Linked DNA regions of Homo sapiens: regions 2, 3, 4, 5 and 6 are each linked to region 1. The links are chromatin loops, found by intact Hi-C in ENCODE. Cell type or tissue: mammary epithelial cell. All regions are shown on one strand. Each heading gives the region's core, and the rest is flanking DNA. Links, peaks and the distances in the headings are about the cores only. Region 1 overlaps COL4A1 (collagen type IV alpha 1 chain). Region 2 has its middle 22 kb from the start of NAXD. Region 3 overlaps LOC105370362 (a long non-coding RNA gene). Region 4 holds the start of LOC124903267 (small nucleolar RNA U13). Region 5 overlaps COL4A2 (collagen type IV alpha 2 chain). Region 6 holds the start of COL4A1 (collagen type IV alpha 1 chain).

Region 1 (5,143 bases), core at 478-4,477:
ACTTGGGAGGCCAAGGCGCAAGAATCGCTTGAACCTGGGAGGTGGAGGTTACAGTGAGCCAAGATCATGCCACTGTACTCCAGCTTGGATGACAGAGCAAGACTCCATCTCAAAAACATATATATTTTTTTCTTATACAAACTCAGAAGAGAGCTAACCTCTTATTGATATTTTGTTATCAATTATTTATGTTCCTGCAGTCTTTCTTCTTACCCCAAATCTTTTAACTAAGTCATGACCTAGAATTGTGATAAATTTCATGGAACTTCAAAAAAAAAGACGGTTGTGCTGGTGAGCAGAGGCGTGATTTCATGTGCAGACTCTCAGCACCTCCTAAGTGTGATCATTCCTGCAATGGCTGGAGCTCAAGTTGGAAGCATTCATTTATGCCATGTGCATTTCTAGGTCTTTGAGGATAGTATTCCATATATATTTTTTTTAATGGAGTAAGTAAAATCCAAAACCAAAAGTTAACCAAAGTGTTGGCAGTGGTGACTGGGCATTTCAGCCCCTGCCCTGGGTTAGGGCTCTCTTGAGGGACATTCCTCAGTTGGCTTCCCAACTCTTGGCAGGTCAGTACCAAGCCTCTAAAGTCTACACGGAGGCTGCCTCTTGCTTGGTGTGTCCTGCCATCCTTGGGGTGTCACCCAGGCAGGAACCCCCAGAGAGCTCTGTGCAACTTATTTGGAGGATGGTTTTGCTACCACTGGGCTTTTTCCAGCTTTGTCATATTAGATAAAGGCCTCCTGCTGTGCCAACACCTAGCTTCGGTGGCTGATTTTGGCCTCTGATTGCTGCAGTGTGCAACATGCACAACCATCCACACCGTCCATAGCTGCAGCAAGTGAGGTTCCAAGCCTGTAGCAGAACACTTGTTTTCTGTACTGTTTTTCTCGTTTTGAAGATGTTTTTAAAAATATATATTTGAGAAACAGAATGTTAGGTAGTAGGTTTAGAAAGAGGCATCTGTGATTTTGGTTTTAATGAGTGTTCATGCTGATAGGTTAAGCAAAGGAGAGAATGTTATCATCTTTTTTGGGATCCAAAAAACTGGATAGATTTTTTTTTCTTTTAGAATTGGCAAAACTCAGGAGAATGGACTAAATTACCTTAATGCATAAGTTTTCTATAAACTTATAGTGGAAGAAGACCAAAGAAGAACCTTTACATAAGTTTTACTGGCAGTGGGATGTTTAGCAGTGGTTTCTTAGAGACCTCCCTGTGATTACATTTGTATCTATTTTATGCATGCTTTGTAGAATGTAATTTTTTCAGTATTTTCTATTTCCATACAGCTATTTTAAAAATTGAATTTGCTATTTTTTCTGTATTGTCATTAGATTCAAATACTCTCCCAATTTATAAAATGGATGTGAAAATGCTATCCAGAAAATATCCATCATTCTCATTATTTATAGGCTGACCGCATTTACCTGTAACGCAATAGCCTCGATATTCAGGTTACTAGTTTTTATATTTAATTTTAATTAAATTTTGAATCCTAATTAAAAATATTTACCATAGAGTTCTTTTAGGCCATATCAAAGTGATTTCTCTCACTCCGCCCACAGAATGTGTTCAATGGCACTGAATATTTAATATTTTAATAGTAATATATTACTACAATGAATATTTAGGAAAAAGCCTTAATTCTTTTTTTTTTTTTTTTTTTTTTTTTTAAAGCAGAGTCTGGCTCTGTCGCCCAGGCTGGAGTGCAGTGGCACGATCTCGGCTCACTGCAAGCTCTGCCTCCCTGGTTCATGCCATTCTCTTGCCTCAGCCTCCCGAGTAGCTGGGACTACAGGTGCCCGCCACCACACCCGGCTAATTTTTTGTATTTTTAGTAGAGACGGGGTTTCACCATGTTAGCCAGGATGGTCTCGATCTCCTGACCTCGTGATCCACCCGCCTCGGCCTCCCAAAGTGCTAGGATTACAGGCGTGAGCCACCGCGCCCGGCCTGAAAAAGCCTTAATTCTTTAAGGTCCACCAGGGAGGTTTAGTTTATTTGGGGGAAAATGTATAGTCCCAGAGCTCCCTCTAGTGGCGAGCAGCTGCAGCCCACGGAGACTCCTCACCCAAGCCCTGATTGAGGCCGTTGGTTCCTCCGCCCGGGCCTGTCACGGGCTGGATCCACTGTCTGCCAGAGTTTGGGTTTTCTCCAGATCATTCAGTGTCTGAGTACTTCTTCAACAAGGGGGTGCTTGGCTGAGATCCCATGGGTGTGTCTGAGGTGCCAGGGCCCGCCGGGGAGGGTGTGAATGTGCCTGTTTCACATGAAGGCAGCGCTCTCGAATGTGCTGAGGGGTGCCAGGGCCCTGGGGTGCTGCTGTGTGGGTCGCAGGTGCCTGGAGGTGGATGAAGGGTGGGTGTCTACGGACGCCCCGACCAGGAGCTTGGCCCTTCACATGGGCATTTGAATGTGTTGTTGATGGAGCCCGGAGCCAGGAAAATACAAGTGTTTCCAGAGAACGCACTGTCTGCTGGTGTGGTTTGATGCGAAAACGGAATTAAGCTGTTGATGACAGACGCGCTGCCTGAGCGCAGGCACACGTGGAATCTGACTGAGCAGGTTCACAAGCCTTTGGAAAAAGATCATCATCATATTTTTCTTCCTTTCCAACGTGGAAATCTGACTGCTCTGGGGGACTGACTTAAAATGGTTCTGTTTAACAATATTTGAAACGGAGTACTGCTTTGGAGTAAGAATTAATGAGAGCATTTTGGACTGTTTTTTCTGAAAAAAGATAAGAAAAAACTCTTGAAGATAATAGTTGCCTCTGGAGACCTTTGCTGCTGCTCACAGCTTTACTGTGCGCTTCCATGAGTGAGTCTCCACTTTCATCATGGACAAATGTCTGGAACTTTGGTAAGATTTAAAGACCTTTGGAAATTTTTAAGATTTTTTTTGGCTGCCAGTAATTTATCAGCACTCAGTTCTCCTAGAACATTTTTACTGGATCGGGGACGTCAGATGGTTTGTTTGCTTTTGGATGGCTTTCGGGGAACTTTTAAATTGTTTATAAGAAGACCATACTGAGGGCCCCCTTGAGTTATTCTTGTGTTGAATGATAGTTCTTTAGAAAGTATTTTCTGAAGGACTCTTTTTAATTCATTTTTTTCTTTTAAGCTGATGTGCAAAGTGGATTTTCATGGATCAGAAAATATCTATGGTTTTATTTCTTTGTAAATGTGGATCTATCAGAAATATTCACTGTGCATCTCCTTTGTAACCATCGCCTTCTAGCTTTGGATTACATATGACTTGAGTGTTCAGCTCTGTCAGTCAACTTCATAGTGAATGTTAAAATTCATATTAGAATACTTGAGCCTAGAATTGTGCCAGAATTCATCATGGGCTCAGATAATGTTTCAACATCAGGATTTGTCCAATAGAAATCTCTCCTTGAACATGGACACCTGGAGACAATTCTGCATTAAATGCTATAGCTGCAGGCAGGCTTTCGCTGAGCACAGGGTGGACCTTCTTCATCACATGGACCTTATCGTGAGGGCTTGGGATTTTCCACTCAAGAATCCTGGGGCCAGAAGTCCAGTATAAAAGTTGTAGTCCAGGCTTGGCCATACGGAGGAAGGCATTTTCACTTCTAGTTTATCCAGCCCAGCTCCCACCCCTCAGACCCCAGCCACTGTTCTTTCGGCCAGGAGACTCCAGCACTGAGTTCTCTCCCATTCTTCACACAGATTTGCTCATCTCCATCATCGGCAGCCTTGGGAGTAGTCAGAACCAAGCTAATGATAGTCAGAAGGAGGACGGTGGAGGCCCATGAAATGAGGAACTTGCCCAAACAACCCCACGTGCTTTAGAAGAGGCAGGACAAGTCCCGAAGTCTCCTAGAAATAGAACAGCTCTCATGATATCTGAAAGTCATGGATTTTGAAAGATCAAAATTCAAAAGATAAAAACTTTGAATTTTGATCTTTTCCTGGGCTAGCATTGTGCGATAGGCAACTCTTGCAATGCCAGTCAGGAGCCACAAGCCGTTCTGGTTTTCACTTTTGATACAGAATTTGATAAATTACACAAGATATTAAACACTTTATTATAAAACAGGCTTTGTGTTAGACCATTTTGCCTAACGTAGGCCAGTGTTTAAGTTTTCTGAGCATGTTTAAGGATGGCTAGGCTAAGCTATGATGTTGGGTAGGTTAGGTGTATTAAATGTGTTTTTGAGTTAAAAATATTTTCTATTGGGCTGGGTGCAGTAGCTCACGCCTGTAATTCCAGCACTTTAGGAGGACAAGGCGGACAAATCACATGAGGTTAGGAGTTCAAGACCAGCCTGGCCAACATGGCGAAACCCCGTCTCTACTAAAAATACAAAAATTAGCGGCGCATGGTGGCACACTACTATAATCCCAGCTACTGCGGAGGCTGAGGTTGCAGTGAGCCAAGATAGTAACACTGCAATCCAGCCTCAGTGACAGAGTGAGACCCTGCCTCAAATATATATATATATATATGTATATGTATGTATGTGTATATATACACACACATATACATACATATATATACACACATATATATACATATATATACACACATATATATACATATATACACACACATATATACATATATATACACATATATACATACATACATATATATACATATATACACATATATACATATATACACATATATACGCATATATATACATATATACGCATATATACACATATGTATATACATATATATACACACATATATATACACATATGTATATACATATATATACATATATATACACATATATATATATATACATATATATATATATTTTCAACTTACAATGGGCTTATTGGGACATACCCCATCATAAGCTGAGGTGCGTCTGTATGTGCTGCTCAAGCTCTTGCGTATACCCACATAGTTGATGGAGGGCCACTGCACACATTTCCTGATATTCACTGTCTCAAGCTAGACGTCTGGGCTGGAGGGAGAAAATGAGAATTTCGGGAAGAAGATACAGATTTGCAGCCACGCTTTTTATGCATGATTGGTTTAATCTTTGCTGCTTTAATGTTAAATATTTAAATGCAAGAAATAATAGTAATGATAAATGTAGCTGCTAAGTGCAACAATCCACACTGTTAAATTTCATTCACATACTTCTAGT
Region 2 (5,143 bases), core at 713-4,712, 370 kb before region 1:
GCTAGGAATATGCCACTGCACTCCAGCCTGGGCAACCGAGCTAAACCCTGTTCCTAAAAAATAATAAATAATTAAAAAGCTCTCTTAAGATGCATAGTAATGTTCTCGAGGATTCTCAGTAGTCTGTAATTTGTATACAGCAAGTTGTAAATGATACAGAGACAAATATCTCCCCTGTACCTTTTGTTAAGTTTTTCTCCAAAGTGAAAATTAGAGAAGGGTGGCTAGGTGACTTCACCTGATTAGAAGCCAGGTGACTTCATTTCCACAGATGTCATTGGTATACATGACAGTCTCCATAAGCTGAGGAGTGCAGCCTCCATGCTAGAATAGTTCCTATTTCTCAGTTACTCTTAGTGAATTGTGTAGGGCAGGAAAAAAAATGGTTTCCTCTGTCTTCTTAGGTACTGTAGCTGGGGCCTGTGAATCACACTGATAAAAGATAGATTCTTTTTTTCTCTTTTTTTGAGGTGGAGTCTTGCTCTATTGCCCAGGCTGTAGTGCAGTCACGCAATCTCAGCTCACTGCAACCTCTGCCTCCCGGGTTCAAGTGATTCTCCTGCCTCAGCCTCCTGAGTAGCTGGGATTACAGGCATATGCCACCACACCTGGCTGATTTTTGTATTTTCAGTAGAGACGGGGATTTCACCATGTTGGCCAGGCTGGTCTCAAACTCCTGACATTAGGTGATCTGCCCGCCTCAGCCACCCAAAGGGCTGGGATTACAGGCGTGAGCCACTGCGCCCGGCCAAAAGACAGATTAATAGGAGGAAAGGCATATAAATTATATTTTATGTTAATTTTTTTTTTTGAGACAGAGTCTTGTTCTGTCACCCAGGCTGCAGTACAGTGGCATGATCTTGGCCCACTACAACCTCTGCCTCCTGGGTTCAAGCGATTCTCCTGCCTCGGCCTCCCAAGTAGCTGGGATTACAGGCATGCGCCACCACGCCTACCTAATTTTTGTATTTTTAGTAGAGATGGGGTTTCACCATGTTGGCCAGGCTGGTCTCAAACTCCTGACCTCAAGTGATCCGCTGGCCTTGGCCTCCCAAACTGTTGGAATTACGGGCGTGAGCCACTGCACCTGGCCTTCATGTTAATATTTTAATAAGTTTTAATTTTTTGTGTGCATGGAGGACTTCACAGGAAAGAAATGAAGACCCACAGGAGCAGTTAAACATGGGGCTGGGGGCCAGCCGCGGTGGCTCATGCCTGTAATCCCAGCGCTTTGGGAGTCTGAGGTGGACAGATCACCTGAGGTCAGGAGTTCGAGACCAGCCTGGCCAACATGGTGAAACCCCATCTTCTAAAAATACAAAAATCAGCCAGGCATGTGGCATGCACCTGTAATCCCAGCTACTCAGGAGACTGAGGCAGGAGAATTGCTTGAACTCAGGAGGCAGAGGTTGCAATGAGCCAAGATTATGCCACTGCACTCCAGCCTGGTGACAGAGCAAGACTCTGTCTCAAAAAAAAAAAAAACAAAAAATGAAAAACAAACAAAAAACAACCCACAAAAAACCAAACAACAAAAACCGTGGGGCTGGGGTTCTATGCCCTTTTAACAAAGGGCTATAAATTGTGGAGACAGGACAAGACCAAGGAAAAAGAGTTTGGGCTTCTAGAGGTGGTAAACTGTGGAAAGGAGCATATGAGGAAAATGAACAGAAGGGAAGGGTTATAGGGTTATTTAGTAAAGCTAGTTTACGCAGACGCATCCTGGTGCCATCTCCATTGTCAGTGATGATGTTGTTCTTCCCTTCCCGGTATGAGAGATGGGGACACCCCCATGACAGAAATTTATGCCCGGCTTTTAGGCAGAGAGGGGAGGGCAGAGAGCCTTTCCTGTGTCTACTTTTTCTCAATTGCCTTCCAGTTCAAAATAATCTTTATGCCAAAGTGGCATATCTTGAGGCGGCATATTCTAATCCCCTTCTATTGTAATATATAATGGAAACTGAGACTTCAGCAGTGCTGTCTACTAGAACTTTCTGTGATGAAGGAAATGTTCTGTGCCCGCACTGTCCTATATAGTAGCCACTAGCCACATATCTGTTGAGCACAAGAAATGTGGCTGGTACAACTGAAGAGCTGAATTTTAAATTTTATTACATTTTCATTAATTTAAATTTAAATACGCATGTGTGGTTGGTGTCTGCCATATTGAATAGTAGAGCTCTAGAACATTAAGAACTTAAACAGAAAACACTCATTTAGCTTTGAGCATGAGAAATTTTACATTGTTGTATTACGTACGACACCTAATACTCCAAGTTGTTTCCTGACGGGACATTTACTTTTTAGTTTAATATTTGCCTGTAGTGCCCTCTACTGTCTCTAGGATGACTGTGTTGGGAAATGTCCCCAACTTGAGTTCCTTCAGATGACATTCTGTTCCAGGGGCCCTGCAGTTTAGCCCAGAGCTGTCATTATCAGATGGTTTGTATTTAGGTCTGATCCTTCAAGTAGAACTTCTGATGAAGATAAAACTTAAACCAATAAAGAATTATGTAATTCTATCTTATTAATGAAAGGATCATAGACCTTTGGGAATTTTTTTTTTTTTTTTTTTTTTTTGAGAAGGAGTTTTGCTCTGTCACCCAGGCTGGAGTGCAGGGATGCGATCTTGGCTCACTGCAACCTCCACCTCCCGGGTTCAAGCAATTCTCCTGTCTCAGCCTCCTGAGTAGCTGGGATTACAGGCACATGCCACCACACCCAGCTAGTTTTTGTATTTTTTAATAGAGGTGGGGTTTCGCCTTGTTGGCCAGGCTGGTCTCGAACTCCTGACCTCAGGTGATCTGCCCGCTTCGGCCTCCCAGAGTGGTGGGATTACAGGCGTGAGCCACCGCGCCCAGCCTGGGATTGTTGATTCTCCATTGTTTCGTTCAATCTTTCCTTCTTGACGGAAGTAATATCGCTGGGCGTTGTTAAAGGCTTATGTCTAACATTTATATTCTGTGTTAGAGTAAAAATAGCCAGAAAATCCAGGACTTGATTTGCATGGGTCTGAGGCATATGTGGGGCAAAGCCGCAGGAGGCCCTGAAAATGACACCAAGGAATTCAAGTCCAATCCAGAAAGTGTGGAAACCCAAAGAGTCATCTTCAGGAGGGGCCACAACTGCCATTTGTTCTATAGATACATCAATTTTATGAGTCAGAATCATTTCTCATAGTAGACTCAGAGGCAGGGAAAAAAAAAAAGAGAGAGAAGTCAGACTGGGTTCTGCTTAGGGGATGTGGAAATATTAAATTCAAAACAGTATTTGGCATAAATGTTCATGGGGAGAAAAAACGATGGCCTTTAGGGAGGAAGATGATTTTCATACTCAGTATGCCACATGAATCACGAAGTAAAAATTCAAATATCAAAGTTATATTAACTTCCCTCTAGAAGATGGGAGGACAATTAGAAACATGAATAAACCGAGCATGATGGCTCATGCCTATGATCCCAGCACTTTGGGAAGCCAAGGCAGGAGGATTGCTTGAGCCCAGGATTTAGAGACCAGCCTGGGCAATATAGCGAGACCCCATCACTACAAAAAAAATCTTAAAAAGTTAGCTGGGTGTGGTGGCGTGCGCCTTAGTCCCAGCTACTCCGGAGGTTGAAATTGTAGGATTGCTTAGACCCAGGAGTCTGAAGCTGCAGTGACTGCACTCCAGCCTGGGCGACAGAATGAGGCCCCCTGTTTTTAAAAATAAATAAATAAGTACATAAAAATAAAAACAAAAGAAAACATAAATAAGAGTACAGAAATTCATATAGGTTTAGATGGATCACAAATAAATATTTTTATTTTATCTGTTTTTTTGAAATGGGATCTTATTATGTCACCCAGGCTGGAGTGCAGTGGTGTGATCTTGGCTCACCACAGCCTTGAACTCCAGGGCGCAGGTGATCCTCCCATTGAGCCTCCCAAGTAGCTGGGACCACAGATGGCACCCCACCACGCCTGGCTATTTTATTTTACTTGTCTTTTTTCATTTTATTTATTTATTTTTTTTGAGACAGAGTATTGCTCTTGTTGCCCAGGCTGGGGTGCAATGGCGTGATCTCGGCTCACCACAGCTTCTGCCTCCCAGGTTCAAGCGATTCTCCTGCCTCAGCCTCCCAAGTAGCTGGGATTACAGGCATGCACCACCACACCTGGCTAATTTTTGTATTTTTAGTAGAGACAGGGTTTCTCCATGTTGGTCAGGCTGGTCTTGAACTCCCGACCTCGGGTGATCCGCCTGCCTCGGCCTCCCAAGGTGCTGGGATTACAGGCGTGAGCCATGGCGCCTGACCTATTTTATTTGATTTGTAGAGATAGGGTCTCAGTATGTTGCCCAGACTGGTCTTGAACGCCTGGCCTCAGGTAATCCTTCCTCAGCCTTCCAAAGTGCTGTGATGACAGGCATGAACCGCCACCCCCAGCCAGCAAAGAAACATTTTAAAGAAAAGCACGGAGTTAACAATAACACTGTCTTGCCTTCACTTCAAAATGCCAAATGAATAAATCAAATGTAGGAGTGCTCAGAAGAGCAAGAAACATTTGCAGCTCTGCATCTGCGGAAATTAAGAGACACTCTAGGTAGCCAGCTTGGCGCCTGATGAAGTTTCTAATGTGGACCATCGTGATATGGTTGTGGGTATAGATTTAATTAGACATTTGAGAGGCAGAATCAATAGGTTGAAGGCTACTGAATTCATTTAAGCAAATATGTGACTATGCTTTACATGCACGGGGCACCTGCAAGATGCTGGAGGATAACCACATGAACACGCGCAGTTTCTGGTGTTGACCCGCTTAGATCTGGCGGGTCCAGGAAACACAACTCAGGTGCCCAGAGCCACGCATGTTAGGCCATTGGAGTCCTGAGAAAGGAGGAAGAACAGCTCTGGGGGGCCACCCAAAACCTTCATACTGGCTGGCATAGATAGAATTCTGCCACTTGACGCAGGAAGGCTGGTTCTCCTCCGGGTCTGGAGGTAAATCCAGACGGGCCCAACCTCAGCACTGCGGTCCCATTTCCCTTGCTGATTGTGATGAACGAGTGGCTTTTTATCATCACTGTAGCAACCATAGCCACCAAGCTGTGAGGGAGGGAAGCCTCCAGGAGTGGTTTCTTTGCTCTTAGAGAGAGGTGAGAGAC
Region 3 (5,143 bases), core at 491-4,490, 600 kb before region 1:
TTGGTGTATTTACAATCCCTGAGCTAGACATAAAGGGTCTCCAAGGCCCCACCAGAGCAGCTAGATACAGTGTCGATTGGTGCACTCACAAACCTTGAGCTAAACACAGGGTGCTGATTGGTGTATTTACAATCCCTGAGCTACATATAAAGACTCTCCACGTCCCCACCAGACTCAGGAGCCCAGCTGGCTTCACCTAGTGGATCCCACACCGAGGCTGCAGGTGGAGCTGCCTGCCAGTCCTGCGCCGTGCGCTCGCATTCCTCAGCCCTTGGGTGGTCGTTGGGACTGGGTGCCGTGGAGCAGGGGGTAGTGCTCGTCGGGGAGGCTCGGGCTGCACAGGAGCCCATGGAGTGGGTGGGAGGCTCAGGCATGGCGGGCTGCAGGTCCCAAGCCCTGCCTCGCGGGAAGGCAGCTAAGGCCTGGCGAGAAATCGAGCACAGCGCCGGTGGGCTGGCACTGCTGGGGGACCCAGTACACCCTCCGCAGCCACTGGCCCAGGTGCTAAGTCCCTCATTGCCCCGGGCCAGCAGGGCTGACTGGCTGCTCCGAGTGCGGGGCCCGCCAAGCCCACGCCCACCCGGAACTCCAGCTGGCCCGCAAGCGCCGCACGCAGCCCCGGTTCCCGCTCGCGCCTCTCCCTCCACACCTCCCTGCAAGCTGAGGGAGTGGGCTCCTGCCTTGGCCAGCCCAGAAAGGGGCTCCCACAGTGCAGTGGGGGGGCTGAAGGGCTCCTCAAATGCCACCAAAGTGGGAGCCCAGGCAGGGGAGGTGCCAAGAGCAAGCGAGGGCTCCGAGGACTGCCAGCATGCTGTCACCTCTCAGTTCCACCAAGGCAGAAGGCAAACCTTATTCCAGATTTGCAGAGGGTCTAGCCTGAACCAGTCCACTATGGATGGGAAGTGGGCCCCAGAGAGCACACGGGGCATGGGGCTGGGCCTTCCCAGATCAGGGACCCTGAACCCGTAAGTCATTCCCTGCAGGAGCCACCACCCTCAGAGGACACTCAGCTCCCCACGAAGCCCTTGCTGTCCAGTTCCGCTGCTGCTTGTGTTCCCTGGACGCCACGTGCCCATTTCACAACTAAACAGTTAAATCCTCGAGGGACTCACCCCTTATTTCTAAGGGTTTTCTTAGGTGGGCAGGATGGACAGGCTGGAAGCAGAGTCCTCGGTGGAAACATTAACTGCAGAGATAACCACTTCAGAGCGAGGCAGTCCTTAAGTTCCCTGTGTCCACAGAGTCTGCTTGACAACGCCATCAGACACCTGAAAGTCATCCCCACGGTAACAGTCAGCCGGCAGCAGCTGGATTAGCGGCCCATCACCAACAGCCAACACACCTGCTGGCACTGGGGACACATCAGTGCCTCCCAACCCACAGGACGCTTTTTGAAAAAAAAAAACCTTAAGCATTTATGTACTGAAAGCTATTTTCAAGAGATATTATAGGAAAACACGGGCATAAATAAAGTTATATTGTATATTGGAATCTGGTTGAGATAATAAGTTTTAGATATGTGGTAATTTTCTACTAAACCCAAAAAAGAAAAATGGAAAGCCACGTAGCTAACAAGAAATATGTTGTGTTTATAAATACAAGTATATAGGCTGCAAGTAAACACAATAAATTTACTTGTAAATTTACAAGTACTTCACATATCATATAAAAGCAAATATAGACATTGTATTTCAGGAAATGCCAGTAAATAGAAAGCAAGCCACAATATGAAATGAATTAGAATAAATTTATATAAGATTCATACTGACAAGGCAAATGCATTACTAAAAATTCTTACAAAATATGGAGCAAAAAAATAAATTTGGATGAGTCTTTACAAAGGTATCCACAATACATGTAAAGAAAAACATAGTCCAATAAAAACGAAACAATATAGAACACAAGAATTCATTTGAAATAATTACAATGCCAGGTAACAGAAATGTCACTAAATATTTAATACCTGGTGAGCAGTAGGGAAAAAGTAAGTTCTGCTTGAACCTAGTAGCAATGTCGCCATTGCTTTAGGATCACACCTCTGGATGGTATTCAGTTCAAATCTTAAACTTTGTAGGAAAATCTCAGGTTCTGTGTCCAATCGGCTGTGACCTACGGCCGAGGCTGAGGCTGGAGCCTTTGCCCGGGTGCCTGATGATGCTGCCCAACACCAGCAGGGGGCAGTGTTGCCACCCACATGCCAGGGAACTCATGTCCCCAAAGAAAGCCATCGGAGGCAGGGACGTTCCAGGACATATTTTTGAGAAAATAACACGTATGGTACCTAAAACAACATCAAACCTCAGTTCATTTGTGAACTATGCTTGGGGGAGCCACCAATAACTCCACAGCAGCATTCAAGTCAAACCACAGCGCCTCCCAAGCATTGGGGAGCATGGGGGTCTCTGGAACCTGCACCTGCCTCCAACCGGTCAATCCGCAGAGCAGCCCTCTCCTCCCTGCGTCAGCGGCGGCACCAGTGCCATTGGTGAAGGCTTGCAGTGGACTGTGCCAACCCACCCACCAGCAATGCGTCTGGCCCTTCATAGAATCGAAGACTCCCATTCAGCTAAGAGAGATCAAGATTGTCCCCCAAACTAGAAAGCTGCTCTCAACACAGAGTTTTCATTTCGTACCTGTCAAAAGAGCAGTTTTTACTTATTTAGACATAGGTTTTTATTGATATCACTCCTTTGTATACTTAACTAGGAAAATAAGGCAAAAACAATTGGTCTCGATTCCTCTGTGCTTCTTCAGGGTACGTCTGTCTTCCCAGTCACCGCTCCAAGCAGGACTGCATGGTTGGCCTCCTTGTGCCACATCCTTTCCTGTGGCCTCAGGGGCCTGAATTGGGGGCGTTGTGAGGGTCCCCACCAACGTCTGCCAGCGGCTTCTGTCCCACAAGTTTCTATGCAGACAAGGAGACAATGCAGCCAGGCGTGTCCTGAATCCAGAGGTGGTAAAATGGGGACAAACAGGCCTCTTAGAGCTGGGAACACGTGGTGTGTGGCATCTGTAAATACATGGGTATGCAAATGTACACTATGTATGCATATATTTATTAGATATTTTATATATAATAAAATATATATTAAAGATAAAAGACATTAAAATGCTAGCAGTGTTGTCTGGTGGGGGCAGTCGAGGTGATGTAGTAACTGCTTCTTTTTTCCTTTATTTCCCCGTGTTTCACTGTTTTCTACGCAGAGCTTACATTTCTTTTTGAGTAAGATTACTTTAAGGAAACAACAATAACAAAGTAAAAACACCTACTGTAGAGTCAATACAATTTCATCTAAATCACAGATTTCTTTTCTTATGGACCTTGAAAAGCTGATTCTGAAATTTATATGGAAATAAATGAAGGACCAGGTACAGCCAGGACCCTTGTTCTTCAGGAAGGACATGGTTGGGGCTGTGCCCTCTCAAAGCTCAAGACAACTCCAAAAGCGAAGTCTTTAGAACAAGCAGCTTGGCAAGACCACGAACACACGGGCAGTGCCGCAGAGCAGGCCAAGCCCACTCTCACCCAGAAAACAGACCTCCGTTAAAACAGGTCTGCCGTGTTTAATAATGGCATATGCATAAGTGTGTAAACAGCAAATAAACACTACTCAATAAGCAGTACTGAGGCAATGCACTAAACAAAGGAAAATGAGATTCGATCCCTACTTCACATTATATTTTAAAAAATCAATTCCACATGGATTAAAGACTTCGATGTGAAAAAAAAAAGCCATTATGAACCTCTTACACGATGAGGTAGAGGTTATCTCCTAAACCTCAGAGCAGGGAGGGCTCTTAATACACTCATACATACACACAATCATGAAAATAACCAATAAGCTAAGCTATGTTAAAATTGAGAACTTCTACTCATCAAAGGACACCATCCCACCAAGAGATTAAAAAGACGAGCCAGGAAGTAGAAAAGAATGCCTGGGCATGTACCTGACAAAACATTCATATCCAGCAGATGTGGAGAATTCATATCAGTCAACAAGGTAAAAGACAAACAACCTAATAGAAAAGTGCTCAAAAATCCCCACCAGACAATTCACAGAAAAGGAAACAATAAGCTACCATTTTATACTTAAAAATCAGGCGACAGCGAATGCTGGCAGAAATGTGAATGTAGCAAAAAAGGGACTCGTTTTCAATTCTGGGGAAGGTGGAAACTCGGGTGACCACTTTGGAAAGAACTGGGTGTCATCTGGTAGATGTGAGCATGTCCGTTCCATGGCCCATAATAGCCCTTCTTTGTTGTATGCCTGGAAAAATTCTGGCCCTTATGTAATAGGGATGTTTAGAAGAATGTTCACACCAGCATTGTTTGTAATAGTAAAAATATGTAAGCAACACAAACATCTCCATCAGTAGTAAGCTGGATAAATAGATTGTGGTCTGTTCTGTGTTAGAACACTCTATAGCAGTGACACAGAATGAAACAAAGCCACTTGAATTCACATGATGTATCTTGAGCAAAGAGAAGTCATAGAAGACTACGTAATGTAAGATGCCATTTGTGTAAGGTTCACAAACAACAAAACCGAGCAGGACGTTTCTCCACTGAGACACACATAGTGGAAAACACACAGGAAAAGCACAGGAATTGTTGCATACCCTGCAGGTGGTGCCTCCTGTGCAGGGGCAGGTCAGGGTGCCCACAGGTAGGGGCATGTCACCCGGGGGTGCATATGCAGGTGTTTGTCCTTATTCTTTTTCCTTAAACAGATATGCAAATTTTATGTACTCTTTTATATGTATAATCTATTTCCAACATAAGGGGAACAATAATAAAACATTTAGTAAGAATTATGTATTATTTTTCTTTAGTGTTGATCCTTGAGGAAACATTTGCTGTACAAGAAGAGGAAGAAGAGGCTGATGAAGACTACTTTTAAGGGGATTAATTGGTATCCTTGAGGGCTTTTGGGTCTGGTGTCACTGGTTGCTATTTTTATCTTTTCCAAGCCTATGGTCTTATTTTCCTTGCTACACCTTAGTAATGACTGTGGACTTTGGGGCATGTGGTTGTGGGAAGCAGCAAGAGGGGGAGCTGCCAGCCAGGCCACTGGCAGGGACTCTCATGGGACCTGCCAAGCCTGTAAGGGCCTCCTCACAGTGCCACAGAAGCCTCGGTTCT
Region 4 (5,143 bases), core at 423-4,422, 190 kb before region 1:
AAAGAATATTTCCTTCTCATACATTATGATACAAAAACAACCTTTGTCTTGCTTAATACGCAAACACAAGCCTCATTCCCTAGCAAGAGTCTTACAGATTATAGACAGTGATAGCCATTTGAAATTAGACCAATATAATATCACTTTTCACATTTACATCTCTGCTTTTTGCCATTGGTAACTGATTATTTTCCCAAAGGCTTCATAAGATGTTGGACTTGGAAGGGACCTCAGAGAGCATCTGGGGCATCTGAGAGAGATCGGGGGGGTCGGCAGCGTGAGAGTCACCTGGGGGCTCATTAGCAATCAGGCAGGGCACTTGGGCCCTCTCCTGTCCTGGATTTTAACAGGGTTCCGGGTGATCGTTCTGAAGTGGTCCCTGTCCCAGGACTGGCCTGGGCTGGCCGCCAAAGTACCAACAACGGGGAGTCTCAGACCTTGTGAATTTTCTGGTCTAGCAGTTTGGGAGTCAAGGGAAGGAGCCTGGGAAGAATTTATATATGTATTTTTCTTTTTCCTTGTTTTTTTCTTTTTAATTTTTTCATGTGAGATGGGTCATGTGCTGACATCTTAACAAGGTTTGAGAGAGGCATGTCTCACACGAGTGTGAACGCCCCAGCATCATGCTGATGACCCACAAAAGGACAGGGAATTTATATATATGGAATACATATCTTTTGAGTCAGGGTTTTGCTGTTGCCCGGCTGGACTGCAGTGGCACAGTCATAGCTCACTGCAGCCTCAAACTCCCGGGCTCAAGTCATCCTCCTGCCTCAGCCTCCCAAAGTGCTGGGGTTACAGGCATGAGCCACTGCCCAGTCAGGAGTTGATGTTTTCAGCAAGGCCCCCAAGCACTTAAGATTCACAGGCAGGTTTGGGAGCCATGGAGTGTGTCTAATTCTCACGTAGACAGGTGAGGGGGCAGCCCAGAGAGATGAGCCTCTCACCCACAGCACCTGGACCCAGTGGTGCTCTGCATGCAGCAATACCGTTCCCCAAGCCCTGAGGGTCCCACATGCTGAGGGTCCCACATCACAGTCCCGGCTGCTCACCACCGCCAAGCACTGCTGGCTCATGTCTCATTTGTGAAGCAAAGGTAAGGGGGCCTCTGAGAGACCTGTCTGCCTTGCCCCCAAGCCACTGTGTCAGCTCTGCAGGCTCTGCGAGCCACCCCGCCATAGCCTTTGCGTTTTTTTGTCCCCCACTGCCCTGGCACACCCCTTCCCACGCTGGCACAGTGCACTGCACTCTCCAGTCTAACTGAGTGCCTAGCGGTTGGGCCAGTTTCTCTGGAACCTCAGGGCCATGGCACACGCAGCCCTCGCTGCCTGAGGCTCTCAGGGTCACTAGAGGATGTGACTCAAGCATGGGCTCTCTGGGGGCATCTTCCCCTCCTCACAACTGGAGGAGGCGGCCGGGGCTTCTTCCCCATGGCACACTGCAGGGCACTGCCATACTACATCTCTGTACCCACATTTCACGTGAGACCGCGAGGCCCTTGGAGGTAGGGACCATGCCTCATTCACACTCTGTCCCCGGCATCTCTTGCAGGATTTGACACACAGAACACACTCCATGTGCTGTCTGTTAAACACATGCGTTATGGCACTGCTATTTACCCCCTCTGCCTGGCTCCGAAATTCATGTTCTTCCCACATGGAATCTTCTATTTTTAGACCACGTTTCTGACCATTATAATGACTTCCCAATTTCTGATGCCGAGCAGCAGTGGGTCATGCTGTGGAGGACTTCACCCTCTCCTTTAGTCCCCTCCACCCTCCATTCAATTCCTTCAGTCACCTTCATCTACCGGAAAACATCATCCGCAATCTCAACTCTTCTCCAAGCCCTGTGCCCGCCCAGTGGAATTTCTGATTGTTCGTTCCACCAGATGATCTGGTTTTATCACCTGCATTATCAGGGAGAATGTTTCCCAGGCCTCTCAAGTGGAGTCATAAAAAAGGAGACCACCAGACTTGTGGAAAGGAGGGCTGGGCCAGTGAGGCCCGCGCTCAGCATCTGATGAGATACATCAGACCATCTGCTGGGATCGCGCTAGAAAATGAGGCAAGGGCTCTGGAATGCCAGGACTCCCTCCTCCAAATTTAGTTCTGGTAACATTTGAACCAAGTGTTTTGAGGACAACTGTCGGTGATAAGCCAGACCTGCGTAAGCAATTCAGGGCAACTACTGTGACTCAGGGGCGTAAAGGTTATGGAGGGAAGGGGTGAGTTTGTCAATGTAGGTCTGTGAGAAAGCTATAAAAGGAAGATGTTTAATGCTTACTGAATGTCTCTGTTTTAAAATCAGATTTCAACCTTGGGTCCAAAAAAGACACGTTTTTGTTTGGTCTTTTTACTGTTTCTATGCCAGGGTATGAGGTCAGCAGATTCGGAGTGACGTGCAGTTCTGGTGGTGAACACGAGGTGGCAGGCAGTAGCATCCACCGGCCCTTGGCTGGAGGCACAGATTTGCAAGCGGCAGTGATGTCAAAGATTTTGAGATTGTTTTGGGTTACAATGACTCATCTCAGTGGGAGAGAGGGCAGCTCCCTCATTTGTCACGGGGAGCTCACCTCCCATGGGGAAAGTCCTGACTGCAGAGTTCCAAAGATGTCGAAAGAGCACATCGAATTCCATTTTCCTTTCTACAGGGTGGTGGAACAAACTCAATCACTGATTGGTTGGACAATTCCCTTCCCTTTGACTTGCTTAAAGGAAAGTGTTCCAAATTTGTGTATTGGCGGACCTGTTAGGCCCAGCCCATTGCAGAGGGTCCACAAGAGAGTGTTTCAGGTTATTAGCTTTGACCCCTGGTTGGGACTAAGCTAGAACAGCAGCTGACATTTTTACTCTAGACTGTTCACTGTTCGGAGCACTTTCCAACAGTCAGCCTATGTAGTCCTCACAAACCTCTACGAGGTAGGTACTGTCATTGTACCCATTTTATGGTGAGGAAACTGAGGCACAGAGAGGTTTGGGCCATTTGGCTGGTATATGAAAGAGAAGAGTCATATGGGGCTTTTCAAAAGAGTTCCATAGGGCATTGTCATCCACACAGACTTCCCTTGAGGAACAGACATGACCTTGGACTCTGAATACATCTTTTCCACTGATCTTCCTGAAGCGATAATTAAGCCAAAAGCAGATGGACAAATTGTCTACAAAAATAAACAATGTATGCCTGGGGTTCATGGAAATCCGTACAAAACCAAGCCAGCCACAGTCCTGCAGAGGTGATTTAAGAACATGGCTTCTCTGCTTTAACCCTACCCTGCTCAAATGTAGCCATTTCACGGCTCATTAATCCCCCTCCCTGCTAAAGAGTGATGGGTAGAAAAAGAAGGTGAAACCCAAACAAGCCATTTCTGTTACTTTTTAGCAATGCTGGTCAAAAGGTATGCAGAGGAGGCCCCTGGAGCTGCAGGCTAATACTCTGAAGTAGTAACACACTCCAGGGAAATATTTAGACATAACCTATGCTTTCTCTACCTTCTCTGAACAGATTCGTTGTTGAAAACAGGCTGCATTAGGAAGATTTTCTAAACAGCTGTGGAGTTCTGCATGCTAAAAAGGTTGGCTGTTTAAGCATATTCTGAAGCAGGGTTTAGCTGGACCTTGGAGAAGACGAGCTTTGTGTTCCAGGGGAGTTGTGGGGAATCAGGAGGCCGCTTCGCAGAGGCCCAGGTTCCTTGGGAGAAGGCTGTCGTGGCTGAGAAGACCTGTAGGGAGGCCTGGGTGCTGACCACAGATAGGAGCTGAGATGGGACGTGGGAGACGGTGGTAGAAGTCCCTGCAGTAACCCCACAGGCCGTGAGTGAGGGCTTAAGAGCATCGAGAAGAAGGCAGCTGAGAGGAGAAAAGGGCAGAATGGTGGCCATTTGGTTTGTGAACAAACCGAAGTGATTTAACACTGATCAGTTAAACACAGATTCACGTGATTTGGAGCCCCGTGCAGTCAAGAAGGAAGAGTACCAGATTTGAAGTGCTACCGGGGTTGAATCCCAGCTCTGCCAGTTCTATGACCACAGGCAAGTCACTGCCCTTCCCTGAGCCTCAGTTTCTTTATTTGGGAAATGGAAATATTCACTGATACCACCTAGCTGGGTTCTGATGATCTTTCCACCAGATGGAAGAAAGATGTCACTGTTTTGATTTCTGAACAAACCAAGCTGATATAACAGTAACATCAGTAACATATTTTGTCGTGAAGAAAACAAAAGGGTATGAAAGTGGCTTCGAATTTGACGCCAAGAAGAAAAGGAAAGCTACGGGAGAAAAAGAACAGGTGCTGGGGGTCATGTACGAATGGGAAGGTTTTAGGAAGGTGCCAGATGACAGCACCAGTGGCAGAAGCCCATACATCAGATGGTGAACTTGGAGTCCATGTCACTGAACCCCAAGGGGCTGTCCAAGAACAGAATGAGTCTCACAGTGATCAGAATTATGTTTGTTTACAGCCAGAAGCTACCCTCAGGATGTTAGCAGCAACTTAAGGTATCTAAACATACATTTGACCGTGAACATGTGGAATTATGAGCTTGGCAACAACGCCTAGAGAACAACCTGGGCTAACTTTGAGTGTGATAACTGCAAGCCCTGCGAGGGGACAGGGGACGTGGCCCACGAGTGGCTGAGCAGCCTGGCTTCTTGCTCACGGATGTCTCACGCTCCCTGTTGCCTTGAAGCTTGGTGTGAGGAAGGTTAAATGGCGGACAGTAAAAGCCAGATCCCAATTCAGTCTTCCTCATCTCTGTCTTTAAAGGTATCTAATATTTTGGAAATCACCTCGCTAGGAACTTGTACAAAGCTACTGTCCACAGTAACACCGAGTGTCTGATGCTGGTCCTGGAACCACTGGCTACCAGGGCCACCTGATGGCCCTAGCATTGGCTCTGGGGCGGGCGGGACGTGTGGGCCGGGTTTCACCACGCCGGGGTTATTGTCTGTCGTCTCTCCAGTTAACAAAGGGCTGGTGCTATCTGGACATCCTGCACTCCCCCAAGACTCCCCGGTTTGGAATGATTATTTGGGCGAATGCTGAACACACATCCGCAATTAAAAAAAGAACAACAAACCACAAGAAACTGATCTTTCTTTAGTCTGGTGGAAAGATAATGCATGGCTCATTTGTCCAGACATGA
Region 5 (5,143 bases), core at 735-4,734, 220 kb before region 1:
GCAGGTGAAATTGTTCACACACCTTTTGCTAGGGAAGGGTGAGGGGAGTAGGCAGGTAGTCCAGGGGGCCCTGGGTCTCCGGCTTCTCCCTAGAGAAAGAAAAGAGAAAAACAGGATGTGAGAATAGCCTTTTGGAGTTTTTGACAGTACACATATTTCCAAAGAAGAAACCCGAGCGTGGACCGTCAGGCTGGCAGAGCAGCTATTTCAACCAGTGGAACCACAGACAGTGCCTGGGGCAGCATCCCCATGCTAGGGTGGCAGAGCCTGGCATCCCAGCCACCAGCCACAGGTGCCCAAAGAGAACAAGACAGGCAGGGGCTCATCTCATTTTGAAATCCTTGTCGAATGCCAGGAGACTGTGCTTTCTGTAGTTCAGACTATTACATTTTGGGTAGTGATAGCCGAGCCGCCTGGCGAGGGTGGGCTGGGAGATGATGCGGCCGCAGGACCCCCGTGGAGCGCCATCTGTGTCGTAAGGCAGCATTTGTCATAAGGCAGCATCCCGCGCACCACCTTCACCTCTTTGAGCCTCACCCGGCTCAGAAGTCCTCTCCAGATGTGCCCCCACCCAGGTTCCCCACGGGTGCGTTCCCCTCTCAGCTAGACCAGCAGCACCCACCTGGTCTTCCACCTAATGGTCTCCCCTCCCTGCAAGCCCAGGAATTACTCACACAAGCCACATCCTCCCTTGGAAACCAGGGGCACCGCACCCTCTTGTTACTACAAGGCCTGCCTTCCCCAGGGCTGCTGGCTTCCTCTGTGCCTGAGCGCACCCCTACGTGGCCCTGAGTGGCAGGTGGCACCCTTCTCCCTGGCAGGGAGCACACGTGGCTCGTAGGTCACCATCCACCTCGTCTGTCCAGTGTCAGAGGCCGTGTATTTGGGGATCTTGTACTTTTTAGGGCAGGGGATGCCTCCACAGGACACCATCAAGAGGGGAGTAAGGCCAGCCAGGGTGGGCGAGACACCATAAGTGGCAAAGACATGAGAAACGGGCTCACCTTGGGTCCCCGGGGTCCATCAGGCCCTTGATAGCCATCCAGGCCTCGGCTTCCCTGCAAGAAAGATATTTGCTTTTAATTTTTGTCTCTGATGTATAACTCCAAAAAGGGACTGCAATGGCATTATTATATCTCACAAAATGAACAACAGTTTATTAAAGTCATGTATTAACCCAGTCTGTGCTCAATTTTCCCTGACTTGGGTCTCAAAAATGTCTTTTTAAGGTTGCTTTGCTAGAACCAGGAGCCAAAAAAGTCCAAATATAACACTTGGATGCTATGCCTCTGAATTCTCACTTAATTCACAATAGTCCCTTCTTCCTTTCTATGTTTTTAGTATCATTTTGTGGTTGTTGAAGACACTGGGTCATCTGTGCTGCAGATGTTCTTTGTGGTGGGCTGCAGTCAGTCTCACCCCCGTGGTGTTGTACAATCTGTTCTTCTAACCCCACGTTTCCTCCACGTGAGTCATTAGGGCTGGAGGCTGCCCTAGGTGCAGGTTCCCCTTTTCAGCAGGGATCATTTGCGGAGGATGCTGGGCACCTCTTCTCCTACAGAAGATATGAGTGTCGGGTTGCTTTTATGATTGATCGTGGGGTCAGGTGTTGACAACCTGAACCAACTGTTGAAACTCTCTCCCAGGGTAGGTTTTGAAAATCTTCATTTAGTACCAAAATAGACGCATTAAGGTTTCTTAAGTTAGAGTTTTTTCTCTTCATTAAAAAAAATCTCTGCTGGGTATGGTGGCTCATGCCTGTAATCCCAGCACTTCGGGAAGCCAAGGTGGGAGGATCACTTGAGCCCAGAAGTCTGAGACCAGCTTGGGAAACATAGTGAAACCCTGCCTCTACAAAAAATACATAATGTAACCGGGCATGGTGGCAGGCACCTGCAGTCCCAGCTACTTGGGAGGCTGAGGTGGGAGGATCGCTTGAACCCAGGAGTTTGAGGTTGCAGTGAGCTGTGATGGTACCACCATACTCCAGCCTGGGCAACACAGCAAGACCCTGTTTCAAAAATAGAAAACAACTATAACACTAAGTTTTGTTTTCTCATTCCCTTGAACATTTTTTGAAAGAAAAAGTTTATCATTGAGTCATATCATGAGGTATCTGGACAGAAGAGTAAAGCTCTCTAAAAATCTAGCAATGTATTCCCTCTTTTAAAGAACATGCATGGTTCAGCTCTCAAAATTCAGAATGCCAGATGCCACAGGTATAAGAAAGGTCCATTCTCTGATTACTTTCGAGGTTATCTTGACACCCAGGAGCAGGTGTGCTGAAAGTCATGTTGTTTAGACTGAATTGAGACGGGCTTCACTTTGTGTGTGTTGTTGTGGTCCTGTGGTTTGGACCCGGACTTTCTCTCACGCTAGGTGGAGCTGAAGACTCAAAAGTAAAGACAAACTTCTGTGATTTTAAAAATGAGGTCCTGTTTAGAGGCCACGTCATAAGCTAAGCTAGGAATCCTCAAGTACCTGGCATGACAGGAGCTGGCAGCTGGACACTCAGTGGGAGCTGTGAGCACAGCCACAGACTGGCCAGCTCAGAGGGTGCCCTGGAATTTGTCAAATCTGAGCTTCACTCTGGGCCACGAGCATCACACACCTATGCTGTGGCATCCTCAGCAAACAAAACAAGCACCCCAGACACCACGTGTTGCCATCTCTGCTGAAGGGTCCAAGACAGCATGGGCACTTTGAACCATCTGAAATGCACTGGGCATTATAGAAAACCCATTGGGGAAGGGGGACAACTTAAGAAGCACTCAGGATTCCTCTGAGGCAGCTGGAACCCCAAGAGCCAAAGCAATGAGCTAAAACTTTCCAGGGGAGTTCCCAGCGGCAGGTCAACAGGTCAACTGACTCGGGGGAGGCTGAGGGTTATGCACGACTTAAGGAGAAAATGCACCCTCAGGGTTCATCTGAGACCACTGGCAGTGAAACCCAGATAGGCGGGAACCCTAAGTCAAAATGACGATCAAAACTTTTTCCTCTCTGTTTCTCAGTGGCAAACACAACAGGGTCGGGGAGGCGCAGGGATGGCCAAGGAGGAATCACCCAGGCGCTCCCAGAGTCAGGCTGGCAACCACCCCGGGAAGGACCCAGTGGAGGCTCCGCCGGGCTCCCTGAGACCCCGCTTCCAGGCAAGGTCTGTACTCCTGCTAGCAAGCTCACCACAGAGCCCACCCTTAGGGAAAGCTGAGGTCAGGAGACTGACATGCAGATCACTATTTTAGAATGGATAACTGTGAAGGGCTTTGAAACTGCAACCTCCTTTCTCCCCGGCCCTCCCCCAAATCTAATAACTTATCACTCATTTGAATTCAGTGAGGTCATATATATGATTCATAGGAAGTTCTGATTATGCAATTTTAGAAGTACAAGGTTGATTTTATGTTTTTCAAGGGTGGAAATAACTGGAGTAAGGAAAGTCCTTGGGCAGAAGTCCTCAGGGACTAGCTGACACAAACAGATGAAAAGAATGTATGGCTAGGCTTTTTTAGGGAGATGCATGTTTCTAAAGCTTAAAAGCAGTCTGCTGTCTCTCGTGGTGTGAACTGGCCTGTTATCTTTCTGTTCTTCATTTGCCTGTTGTACCCTTTTCATTGCAGTGGCCGAGGGAGCACCTGTTAGGCTAAATAGAACGCATGTGCCTCTTGAAAGAGGCGCCTCTGCAAAGAAACCCTGCCAGCCTGCAAATGAGATGCGATTTAGTATAAAAGACTAAAGACAGTGAGAGTTCCATAAAAGAACTCAATCTGAGGTCATGTCTGCCACTTCAAGCTTTGCAGAGGAAACCTACACACAGCCACAGGGAACACTGAGGCTGCATCTGGTGAGTCCAAGTCATCGACACTGCAGCCTGTGCAAATGCAACATCCCTGAAGTCCTGGACAGTCCTCATAGAGGACAATGGTCCTATTGAGGGGGGACTTCCCACAACACGACGCGTGTTGGTGTGGCATGTATTCCTCAAAGGAGACTAGGTCTCAACGAACACTTTTTAAAATAACTCTGTGGAGTTATTTCAAAATTATAAAATAACTCTGTGGAGTTATTTCAAAATTATAAAATAACACTGTGGACAGCATTTGCTCAGTTACTAAAGATATGTTTCCCCTAGAAAGAGGAGACGAAACCATCTCTAATTTATCAGAAAATTGAATATAACCAAATTCATAAATGCTACGTCTCCATTCCTTTTTAGAAAAGGCTGGAACTAATAGAAGTTCTGACAATCTCAGTGGGGATGACAGGCAACCAATTCTGTGTTTATGTAGAGGAGGGCAAGTTCCTACCCAGGATATCTTTTCTTTTCTGGTTCCTCCCATTTTGATGCACTGTTTATGTCACCGAGCAGTTGCTCCTTGGAGGGGCTTTTGGTGTCTAGGGGGAGGTGTTGGGTGGGGAACAAATGAAAGTCATGGAGTGATGGCCACCTGGCCAGTGGGATGGCAGAGGGCGGACATAGCTGTGGTGCAGATCGGTGCTCACAAGCACGGCGGCTGCGTCATTTGTGTATGTCTGCCTATTTCCCATTTCTATAGTTGAGTAAACTGCCTCCCTGTAACCCACTTAACTGGAAATATCTGCATCTTCGCAAGTTGTTGCAACTGCAGAAAGTAAGCTGGGAAATGAAAGCCTGACGCCTCACCATCCTCACATCTGGGCCCCAGCCCTGGAGCTGCCAGGTGGCCACTGTTTACACAGCATCTTGTCTTTCATTAACTTTGGAGTTCCAGGGAGCAGCTCTGTGGAACTGCCCTTTTTTTTTTTTTTTTTTTTTTTTTTTTGAGACAGAGAGTCTCACTGTCTCTCCCAGGCTGGAGTGCAGTGGTGCGATCTTGGCTCACTGCAACCTCTGCCTCCCAGGTTCAAGCAATTCTCGTGCCTCAGCCTCCTGAGTAGCTGGAATTATAGGCATGAACCACACCCAGGTAATTTTTTTTTTTTTTGTATTTTTAGTAGAGACAGGGTTTCACCATGTTGGCCAGGTTGGTCTTGAACTCCTGACCTCTATGATCCACTCACCTTGGCCTCCCAAACTGCTGGGATTACAGGCACCTGGAAATGCACTTTTAAATACTACAAGTCCCTTGTGTTGAAGATGGAAAACTAAAGATAATTATAATTTTAC
Region 6 (4,605 bases), core at 1-4,000, 85 kb before region 1:
AGTAGCTCCTCATCACTCACTGCCTTTAAAATCCTGGTTTGTTTTACATCAGGGCAGAACGATGTAAAAACAACAGAATTCAAATGAAATCATGAACACGTTTGCCCTTTGTACCTGTGTACTGCTCTGGCACAGTGCGCGCTGAGGAGGGAGGGGTCGTTCCCAGGAGGAATCCACCTGGGCCCCGGCTGCCACAGGGCAGGGCTACTCCATCGGCCACAGTAAGGAGAGGAGGGACAGCGGACATCTCGAAAGCTCCCTCCGCTTTCAGCTCCTGTCTAAACATTTGAGTCCTGCACCGAATTCACCTACCAAACCTCTTCATTTTAGCCATGGTTACATAAAGCTCAGTAAAAGTGGCTCCTACTCTTTAAACAAAACGTATAAAATGGACAAAGCCTCGCAGTGCAGTCGCCAGCTGCACCCACGGTATCGGCAGGGCTGTGCACGGCCGGCGTGGAGGGGCAGGCTCGGCGAACAGGATCCCAGTGTGGCGCCCGGAGCAGCTCTTCCAGGGCCGGAACAGGACTTGGGAGAAAACGCGGTTTTTCTGCCATTGTTCCCTCGCAATGCTTCAATTCAAACAATACTAAGGTTGTCTCGTTCGCCTCCTCGCCCCGCCCCTTTACCCAGAGACTCCCATTTAAAAACACAAAAAACCCTCAGTCCGTGACAGAGACTCCCCACCAGCTCCCGAGTTCCAGGAAAACTTTTTTCGCCCTAAGCCTGGCGTCTCACTGCCTAGTGACTGACACACTTTCCTGGCCTCTACGGCTGCAGCTTTGCCCAAAGCAACGAAAACGGTGCCTCAGGCTACATTTTAAGTTCCCAGTTCCCGTGAAAGGCCGACGCTTGCAAAACACAGGATTGACGCTGGGAACCCAAGGGGAAGGAAAGGTGGAAAGCATGATGAGGGAAGAGCAAGCTTTCTCAGAACCTTGGTGGGCAGCCTGGCGAACATCCACACGCACACACACACTCGGGAGCGCACGGACGAGCTGCCTTCTCCAAGGCCACTCAAACGTCCCAACCACTCTCGGGCGCGCAAGTCCAAGCGCGGGAGCCAGGACTTACCGCCAAGACGCTCTGGGCGAGGAACCCCACGGTCACTGTCCCCAGCAGCAGCCACCTGCATGGGAAAGGGAGGAAGAGAGACGTGAACGTGCGGGCCCGGCTTGTCAGTCCCCGAGAGTTACACCGAAGGGTCCATGCGCGCGTGACCCACGGGGACCAGGCAGAAAGTCGCTTACCGCCGTAGGGCAGGGCCGGCCACCGCGCGCTGGTCTCTCCCCATGCTGGCGGTTCGTCCACTCTGGGCCCCGGTCAGTCCCACTTAGCCTAGAGGCGACAGACAAAGCGAGTTTAGCGCAGGATGAGGGAGGCAGCCCATCCTCACCGCCGGTCTCGGTCCGCGAGACGCGGGGACAGCGCGGTGCGCGGCCCGCATGCAGGGGTGACCGGAGGGCCGTCCCCCCCACGACCCGGAAAGAAGGAGAGCCTCCCGTTAGGCCCCTGTGGGTGCTCCTTGGCCGAGGAGCTCGGTCTTCGCTCTCCCACCCTCCCCCTTTCTACTCCCAAGCAGGAGAGCGTGCAGCCCTAGCCTGCACAAGGCGCTCCAAGTCGGTGCTCTCGGGCCAGGGTCTGGGCGCCGCTCGGGGGTCGCTCTCACCTCGGGCTCGGCTTCAGGGGCTGCTGCCCGAACGCATTGGCCCTTCCAGAAGCACCCGCCGGCGGCACACCGGCAGGGCGGCCGGCCTTGCTGGGCTCTCTGGGCGCCGGCCCCGGGGGCTCGGGCGGCCCCTTTCGGTCCTCGGCCTGGATCCGCGAACGCGCGGGCGCGAGGGGTTGGGACGCGGGAGCCTCTTGAGTGCGGAGCGCGGAGCCCTGGTGTCCCGGCGCACTGCAGCCACACTCCCGGGCCGCGCGCTCCCGCCGCCTCTTACCCGCGCCGCAGGGTCCTCCCCTTTGAGGCGCCGCCCGCGCACCGCCGGGGGGGAGGGGGCAGCGCCAACAAATTGGGGAGCTCGGCCCGCCGCGCTCAGGTCTCCGCTTGGAGCCGCCGCACCCGGGACGGTGCGTAGCGCTGGAAGTCCGGCCTTCCGAGAGCTAGCTGTCCGCCGCGGCCCCCGCACGCCGGGCAGCCGTCCCTCGCCGCCTCGGGCGCGCCACCATGGGGCCCCGGCTCAGCGTCTGGCTGCTGCTGCTGCCCGCCGCCCTTCTGCTCCACGAGGAGCACAGCCGGGCCGCTGCGAAGGTGAGTTCCCGGCCAGCTCCGCTCCCGGCGTCCCGCCCCGAGCTTGGGCGCCCCGAGAGGCCCCTTTGTCCGCGCCTGGACCCGTCCGCCTGCCCCTCGGGGGTCGCGCGTGGCACGGCCAGGTGCATTCTCTGGGCCGGGGTTCGTTGGGGGTCCCTGTAGGCTACGATCGCGCATTGGTGGACCGAGCCTCCTTTGTTATGGTATGGGTACTGGAGAGTTAAGGAATTCCTCCGGGGAAGGGAGGAGAAACAGCCCGCGCTGTGGCGGGGTGAGGGTGCCTGGGAGCCGGCGGGATTTGAACCCGCGTCGCGGGTATGCTCGGCAGCTGGGCGCCTTCACCCGTCCCGGGTGCGCGAGGGAGTTGGGGGCTGGAGGGCCGGGAGCGCCCACCCCGCGCTGCTCAGAGACCCACACTGGGAGCTCCGAGCTCCTAGCCCCTGGGAGCAGCTTTGGGCGTATTTCTCCTTGTCTGGAGACCCTGGTGGCTGAGGCTGAAAAGCTCTGGGCCCTTTGCCTGGAAACAGCTGTATCTGAGCTTTCCCACGACTGCTGCCTAAGGCGCGCTCCAAGGCAGAAGTGGGGCTCTTCTGGACGCCCGGCTTGAAGAAGCCACCATCCTCAACTCGTTGCCTTCTATTAATATATATTTTAAAAAATTATAACCACATTCATATTTGAGCATGAAACCAAAGTGAAACTCCATGTCATTGTTCCATGCACAAATTGTTTTTCTAGTTTTCATTTCCTTTGGTTATGTGCTTGCCCAGAAAGGATCTGGGAGATCGGTTTGCAGGAGGTTTGCAGGAGTCGAGGCTTCCAGCCGTGGACAAGCCTGGACTGACTGTTGTTTCCTTTTTTCCTTCCCCTCCGAGAGAATAAAGACTTCAGCTGTTGCTCAGTGTCACAGCCATGCAGTCCCACAGGCCGGAAGGTGTGGCTTCTGAACAGATTTTGCAGTTTCTCCCTCAAATGCTTAAAAATGATTTTTGCTACTTACCAGATTTTCCATACTTATTCTTTTACTGTTCTTAATCTTGTTCTTTGTTTTCCTCTTTAAAAAAAAATTTTACTTCTCTCCTGGAAGAATGATACTCACTAAATCCACTTAACTGTATAGAAATTGTTAACTGTTACATGCCAGAGAGAACTGGTGATATACACACACGTCTCCTAATTGAGAGCTTATCTCCCTGGAGGCAGCTTCTCCACTGGGTATTGAAAGGACTAATGATTACATCAGCAATTAACTTCAGATTGTACCTCCCAGCCCAGTCTCCCCAAACTTCATAGCCAGTTATTTAAACACTCTTTGGTAATGATGACAAAATACTTTCCAAAGAACAGGCTTGAGAGCACTTTATTTTGGTCTAGAAATATTGACCAAAAGATTGAACGCTTCCAAGGTGAGATGGTGAAGCCTGATGATGGTAAGGTAAATCAGAGAAAGTTCTTCATTGGGAAATAGGAGCTGTTTGCATTTCGATTTTCTGATGGATAATGTTAGCAAAGCAAAGAAAGCTAACTGTAAGAGCTGGCTTTCCAAACATCCAGGACTGTAGAAAGAAAGAACCACTCAGTTACGCAAATCCTGTTCTCACCCGGGAAATCAAACGCATTAATGTTGAGTTGGAGATGATTTTACTTCCCTTTAATCATTTCCTAAAGCTCAATTACATTCCCGGCCACTGTCTTTGCAGTGTCCCTTGAGGTGCCATGGACTGTTTTTAAGAGATGCAGCCTGTGGGCACTTCTGATCACAGCTGACCTCACAGATATTATCATTACTCTGTATTTTCCCTGGCTTAATTAGAGAAAAGTGCTTAATGTGCAGATGATGTATGGGTATACAAGAAAATCACTTAAAAACTGAATCTGCCTAATTTTAAAATTTGTCTCACTTTTCATGCCATCAATAACATTTTGGCTTACCTCCTTCCAAAATCAGCTGTTAGATGTACCATAACACTGAAATAGCTTCAATACTGATCCAAGCAAAACATAATTTAAAAGCACATTTTGAATGATAAGATGCTGTGGATTTGATCAGATCCTCATTCAGAAGCCAGTGGAAGTGACTGTTGGCTTACCTCTCCTTTGCACTGTCTGAATCACACTTCACCTGCATTTGTACATCCAGACATCACCTGCTGTGTGCCAGGCATGAATTGCCCTTATTGTTTTTTCTTCATGAAAGGCTGTTTAATTTTGTATTTGCTGTATCTGCTATGGTCATATTGTTTACGTACTCATGGGTGGATTTTCTAAACCATTGATTTTATCCCACGCTGAACCTACCACTCTACTCCCCGCTCCTCCCTTCCTCCACTTTTCTTCAGCAAGAAAGGAGG

Evidence for each region. Hi-C counts contacts between places; a loop is a spot of excess contacts. Peaks named below come from ENCODE experiments on the same cell type or tissue, not always from the same donor. Only the 100,000 strongest peaks of a DNase experiment are listed, where the experiment ranks them.
Region 2: it touches region 1 in a loop (10-fold over the local background); 4 of 110 quality-filtered maps call a loop at or near these places.
Region 3: it touches region 1 in a loop (23-fold over the local background); 14 of 110 quality-filtered maps call a loop at or near these places.
Region 4: it touches region 1 in a loop (12-fold over the local background); 94 of 110 quality-filtered maps call a loop at or near these places.
Region 5: a loop joins it to region 1, with 17 times the contacts of the local background. A loop is called at or near these places in 52 of 110 quality-filtered maps.
Region 6: a loop joins it to region 1, with 2.7 times the contacts of the local background. A loop is called at or near these places in 44 of 110 quality-filtered maps.

Annotation. Positions count from the first base shown.
Region 1 is chr13:110,219,309-110,224,451 of GRCh38, reverse strand. The region is part of intron 2 of COL4A1 (collagen type IV alpha 1 chain); the gene reads left to right. Among named protein-coding and RNA genes, the nearest start is that of COL4A1, 85 kb to the left of the region's middle. In mammary epithelial cell, for the core only: a CTCF peak has its summit at 2,056 (motif pointing left); a DNase peak (open chromatin) is centred at 2,041; H3K27ac peaks cover 311 bases.
Region 2 is chr13:110,590,860-110,596,002 of GRCh38, reverse strand. No RefSeq gene overlaps it. Among named protein-coding and RNA genes, the nearest start is that of NAXD, 22 kb to the left of the region's middle. In mammary epithelial cell, for the core only: a CTCF peak has its summit at 2,342 (motif pointing left); no DNase peak of the experiment used is centred there.
Region 3 is chr13:110,816,657-110,821,799 of GRCh38, reverse strand. It overlaps LOC105370362 (a long non-coding RNA gene), which reads right to left. Exons shown (of 2, transcript NR_158538.1): 2 at 1,734-3,010. Among named protein-coding and RNA genes, the nearest start is that of LINC00567, 6.1 kb to the right of the region's middle. RefSeq lists a silencer at 2,074-2,143. In mammary epithelial cell, for the core only: a CTCF peak has its summit at 2,181 (motif pointing right); no DNase peak of the experiment used is centred there.
Region 4 is chr13:110,409,708-110,414,850 of GRCh38, reverse strand. The region is part of intron 4 of COL4A2 (collagen type IV alpha 2 chain); the gene reads right to left. It overlaps LOC124903267 (small nucleolar RNA U13), which reads right to left and starts at 646; the gene lies at 545-646. RefSeq lists a silencer at 2,355-2,649. In mammary epithelial cell, for the core only: a CTCF peak has its summit at 2,429 (motif pointing right); a DNase peak (open chromatin) is centred at 2,540; H3K27ac peaks cover 1,008 bases.
Region 5 is chr13:110,441,744-110,446,886 of GRCh38, reverse strand. It overlaps COL4A2 (collagen type IV alpha 2 chain), which reads right to left. Exons shown (of 48, transcript NM_001846.4): 17 at 1,005-1,058; 18 at 23-89. Among named protein-coding and RNA genes, the nearest start is that of COL4A2-AS2, 19 kb to the left of the region's middle. RefSeq lists enhancers at 1-419, 420-920, 2,085-2,274, 2,345-2,394. In mammary epithelial cell, for the core only: a CTCF peak has its summit at 2,374; DNase peaks (open chromatin) are centred at 2,396 and 3,366; H3K27ac peaks cover 1,783 bases.
Region 6 is chr13:110,304,593-110,309,197 of GRCh38, reverse strand. It overlaps COL4A1 (collagen type IV alpha 1 chain), which reads left to right and starts at 2,041. Exons shown (of 52, transcript NM_001845.6): 1 at 2,041-2,254. The coding sequence starts at 2,171. It overlaps COL4A2 (collagen type IV alpha 2 chain), which reads right to left and starts at 1,914. Exons shown (of 48, transcript NM_001846.4): 1 at 1,670-1,914; 2 at 1,251-1,338; 3 at 1,075-1,129. The coding sequence starts at 1,294. RefSeq lists enhancers at 619-1,451, 1,452-2,285. In mammary epithelial cell, for the core only: no CTCF peak of the experiment used is centred there; DNase peaks (open chromatin) are centred at 767, 907 and 2,007; H3K4me3 peaks cover 3,235 bases; H3K27ac peaks cover 2,572 bases.